Regions from separate parts of the Homo sapiens genome. Here region 2 is linked to region 1. A link is a loop called in an ENCODE intact Hi-C map of the cell type or tissue named here. Cell type or tissue: CD14-positive monocyte. All regions are shown on one strand.

What was found. A loop is a pair of places that touch in the nucleus more often than their neighbours do. Peaks named below come from ENCODE experiments on the same cell type or tissue, not always from the same donor. Only the 100,000 strongest peaks of a DNase experiment are listed, where the experiment ranks them.
Region 2: it touches region 1 in a loop (7-fold over the local background); 1 of 110 quality-filtered maps calls a loop at or near these places.

Annotation. Positions count from the first base shown.
Region 1 is chr13:71,746,194-71,748,693 of GRCh38, reverse strand. The region is part of intron 1 of DACH1 (dachshund family transcription factor 1); the gene reads left to right. Among named protein-coding and RNA genes, the nearest start is that of DACH1, 120 kb to the left of the region's middle. In CD14-positive monocyte, no CTCF peak of the experiment used is centred here; no DNase peak of the experiment used is centred here.
Region 2 is chr13:71,274,377-71,276,876 of GRCh38, reverse strand. No RefSeq gene overlaps it. Among named protein-coding and RNA genes, the nearest start is that of LINC00348, 260 kb to the right of the region's middle. In CD14-positive monocyte, no CTCF peak of the experiment used is centred here; a DNase peak (open chromatin) is centred at 1,436; H3K4me3 peaks cover 364 bases; H3K27ac peaks cover 1,124 bases.

The DNA.
Region 1 (2,500 bases):
GTTCTTTGAAAACATGAAAAGCAGACTTCCAGTTAGCTTATACAGGGCAGACACCTCAAGGCCCTGGGAATGAGGATTGCTATAGTAGTAGACAAAGAGGGACCTGTTGACCTTTATTCAATGGTGCCCCCAGAGTGAGCTCAAGGGCAAAGGATGTTCTGGGGATGATGGAAAATAAGCAACAGGAATATCATTCTAGCGAAGCAAGCAGACCCTCCACTGGGTTCCCTTAAATTGATTTCTCTTTTTAAAAACTAAGGGCTTGAGCTTGTTTTATTCCATCTGTAAAATGATTTCCAAGCACTTTTTTATCTCTAAGATCTCTTTAGCTGCCACTCACTGTGATCAGTTTTGGCCTTATGAACTGAAGTGTATGGTCTCAAAGTTGTATTCCATGTTACTTTATTTATCTTAGATAATGTCCCCTACCACTTTTTGCTGAGCAGAGACAATGTTACCCTGCTTCACTTTGCTTTCCCCCCCTCAACATTGTTTGGAGCTTGCTCCTTTTTTTTTTTTCAGATCCCAATATTAACAGAGCATGTTCACAACGTGTTAATCTGTGTGAATACATTTGTAAAGCTGGCCAGTAAGTAATAAATTTGAAGGTTACTTTGGATGGGAAAAGTATTCTAACTGTACTTAATCTTTTTATAGTTGGAAGTCAACATGCTGTCCCCCAAAGGTCTCTCCATATTGCTTTTTGCTTTTCACCAGATTAGATGGTTTATTTGCCTGTCAAGTTCATGCACAAACTGGGCAAGACCTTCCTGCACCTCAGGAATGTGAGAATGGACCAGGGTGGTCTCCAAAGTCCTACCTATCGGTCCTGAGAAAGCTGCTACAGTGCTATACAGGGACCCATTAGGACACAATTCATTAAAAATTCCCAGAGAAAGGAGGCTAGGATGGCAGAACTCAGATTTCCTTGCTTCCTCCCATGGACCCAGTAGAGACACTCTCAAGGTAAATGTAGCTCCCAAATTTATCTAAAACAAACATGTAGTGAGGAAACTCACAGAATCTCCTAGAGCATCCTTGTATGGAAGCCAGCCTGGGCATGACATGAATGCATTTTTAGCTGGGATGCCTGATTTTCTTTTTTCTGGCAGGGGGATGGAGTCTCACTCTGTCACCCAGGCTGGAGTGCAATGGTGCGATCTCTGCTCACTGCAACCTCCGCCTCCTAGGTTCAAACAATTTTCCTGCCTCAGCCTTCCTAGTAGCTGGGACTACAGAAATGCACCACCTCACCCAGCTAATTTTTTAATTTTTTTAGTAGAGACAGGGCTTCACCGTGTTGGCCAGGCTGGTCTTGAACTTCTGACCTCAAGTGATCCGCCTGCCTTGGCCTCCCAAAGTGCCAGGATTACAGGCATGAGCCACGACGCCAGGCCTGGGATGACTGATTTTAATTATTTTTTCTTATTAATTCTGTACAGTGTGTGGACTACATTACATTACAGTGTGTGGACTACATTACATGATCTAGTATTAACTCTCATCATTGTGAACAATTTTGAATTGTAGGTAATTTTTCCTATAAAAATTACCGTTCCTTTGCAGAAAATAGATATTATATATCATACAACTATTTGTATATACAAACACAATATTTAAATACATAAATGCAAAAATAGTTGATAGATATAGCTATTATGTGTCAGTACATATACATATGTGTTAATACATATGTGTTACTACAAGATTATGTGTTAGATATTGTGTTAATACATATACATATGTGTTAATACAGAAATGTGTACTCTATCAAGCTGAATATTTTTGGCAGGAAATATTTACCACATTGTATTTTTAGTATATCTTAAAATATATTAAAATAAATACATTCACTAAGTCGACATAGCTTTGACTTATACTTAGTGAAGACATTAGAGAAGTCCTAGCCACTTCTGGGAAGGAACCCAGAAACTTCTCTAACCTTACATGAGCAACCAGTGAAGGCTGGCACCAGTAGCTCATAAGCTTGATTAGATAACACAGGTAGCCTGCAGATACTGTGGAGGTTTTTTGTTTGTTTGTTTGTTTGTTTGTTTATACCATTTCTTTTATCAGAGATGCTAACACTGAGCACAGCAAAGAATAGGTTGCTGGTGCTCTGGGGGTATAAGAGGATTCCAAACAGGACTTTAGTGGTAAGGAATTTCCAGTGACCTGGGAATTTTTGTAGTTGATTTCATCTTATTAAAATCATTATGCCTTTTTTAGTGCCACATTTAAAAAACATATTGCAGTTAAGTGAGTTTACTTTTCATCAGTGACCAAATCTGAACTCCAAATGTGATTGATTTTTGTATTCTTAAACTCTAAGCTTCCACTTTGTCATCTATAAAGGGAAGAGTTTAATTTCAACATTTTCTTCCATTCCTATCTATGGGTTTCCTCTTCATTCATGTATATTTTGGAAGAATCTTTCTTGTACATGATGTTGTTTATTATTTTATTTTATTTTATTTGAAACAGGGTCTTGCTCTGTCAT
Region 2 (2,500 bases), 470 kb after region 1:
ACATTTATTGCTATATCAGTTGGAGTGAGAAAAAGAGAGGCTGGAGTTTGGGAGTACAAGAAGCTAAAAGATCCACTTGTTACAATTTCATTAAAAACATACTTTGAGTTTTGTGTTTCTAGCTTCTGGATTATAATGGACAGAGCTTAAGGTCCAAATTTTAGTTAATTCCTAAGGAAACCCATTTTTAAGCCTAAATACAGGTGTCAATTCACTTTAAAAATACGTAGATATTTTGAGGAATCTTTTCTAAAAGGCTAGCATGAGTGTTTCTCTAGCATGACAAGAGGTTGGAAGACAACATTGCTTTGAACACCAGTGGGACCAGTTGTAAGCCAGAAAGTAAGTGGGACACAATTGCCATATTGAGATTGGCCCATATCCCAATATACTAAATAAGTTCAGACTCACTAGCACAGTGGAAGTTAAGGTAAGAGATAGAAAGTATCTCTACTGTTTTCTTTCTTGGCTTTCTTTTAGACTAGTTAACTTTAGGCTAAGTGTATCTCTCTCTCTCTCTCTTTTTTTTTTTTTTTTTTGACAGAGTTTCTCTCTCGTTGCCCAGGCTGGAGTGCAGTGGCGTGATCTCGACTCACGGCAACTTCCGCCTCACGAGCTCAAGTGATTCTCCCGCCTCAGCCTCCTGAGTAGCTGCGATTACAGGCGCCCATCACCATGCCGTATTTTTAGTAGAGACGGGATTTCTCCATATTGGTCAGGCTGGTCTCAAACTCCCGACCTCAGGTTATCCTCCCTCTTCAGCCTCCCAAAGTGCTGGGATTACAGGCATGAGCCACCGTGCCCAGCCAGCTAAGTGTATCTCTTTTGTATGACCTAGCATAAGTTCCAATAAATAGATAATAAATACCAATATTTTTAGTTTTCCTACTATTTTTCATAATACTACAGATTCAAGAGCTATTCAATACTTCAAAGTATATCAGAAGACTGTTTACTCAAATGTTTACTGCCTTATAAAGTCTACTAATTCTGCAGCCTAGGATACTTAATCTCTCAAATTTATATCAGCTACTCACAAATTCCTTATTTTAGGATATCTTAATTGTGCCAACCCACTTCCCTTTTCCAGATTATTTATCAGTTATCATGTTTTTAGTTGCAAGCAACAGAGGACATATCTAAAATGGCTTCAGATTGGAATAGCTTTTTCTCACCTAATAAGCATTCCAGAGAGAGGTGGTTTCAAGGCTGCCACAAGTCTGAGTTATCCTCTCTAATATTAAGTTTTCTTCCCTCTTAATGAATTTGAATGGTCAGAGCAAATCTAAGCAGCACAGCTTCAGATTACAATATCAAAACAGAATTTGAGGAAATATATTTTCCCTTGGACCACATTTTTTTTTTTTTAATTAGAAAAGCTTCCCAGCAAGCCACCTAAGTCGCTGTCTGTGAAATTTCGTTGGCAATAGTTGAGTCATTTGTCCATCCCTTAGATGAAAAGGGGAAGGCAGAAAATATAAGCATTTTAACACTTTCAGTTTCTATAAGAAGAGGCAAAATCTCACAGCAAAGTGAGCTGTGAATTGCTTTTGGGTAAACAGATAACAGTGTCTGTCATAGCTCTTAAATGGATAACTATCAGATGGCATTTTGTTTCCTGATAGGAAGCTATGAACAGACAAAATTTCACCCAACAAGTGATTCAAATCACTTACGCTGCCTGCAGCTGAACGTTAATAAGAATGTCCATCATGATATACAAGGGACTGAACACCATCTTCTGCAGTTACCTAGCTGGTTTGCATATCTTCCTGTCCATGGTAGTAGTGAAATATAATCCTGCCTCGCTGTGTTTTAGACCATTGACTCTATTGGGTTTGTTAACTCCCTGATCATAATTTTAAGAAAATGCTTAAGTAACTTTGTCTAGAATAAGCATGCTTGAATTGCATTCTGAGAGATTAAGGTTTAGTTCAGTGTGGTGGACATCTGTCCTTGTTGGCTCCTTTTATTAGCATATTTGTCTCCCTTCTAGGCAATACCTGATTGCGTGTAGTCATGGTTAGAGGCAGTGGTCACATTCAGTAAGAAAGGTAGAGAAGTCAGATCTTCACTCTCTCCTGGCACATGTGGCCACTTACATGATTTAGAGTCAGTCTATCAAACTTTCTTTCCTGTGAATTTGAATCTTTAATGAGTGACATGCAAAAAAGGGAATGGTGAGCTGCCATATTTATTATAGTAGTTTGTGTGGAATCAGTAGAATTTAAGTGTGCTTGCTCTGATTTTTGTTTTCTGGCCTTCTTTTCCTGAGCGTTTTTAAAACGCTCTTCTCCATTTTTTGTTGTTGTTAATTATGTAAGCATCAGAGCATGCTTTCAATAAATTAAGATCTGTTGAGTTTTTGCTTACGTTAGATGAGGCAAATTCCTGTACTTGTATTTAAACCCCCAAACTGTTACAGTCATGTATTGATACTCAGCACCAGCCCCCAATCTGCAGCTTCAAGGGTGCTCAAATAATAAGTAGAAGTAGACCC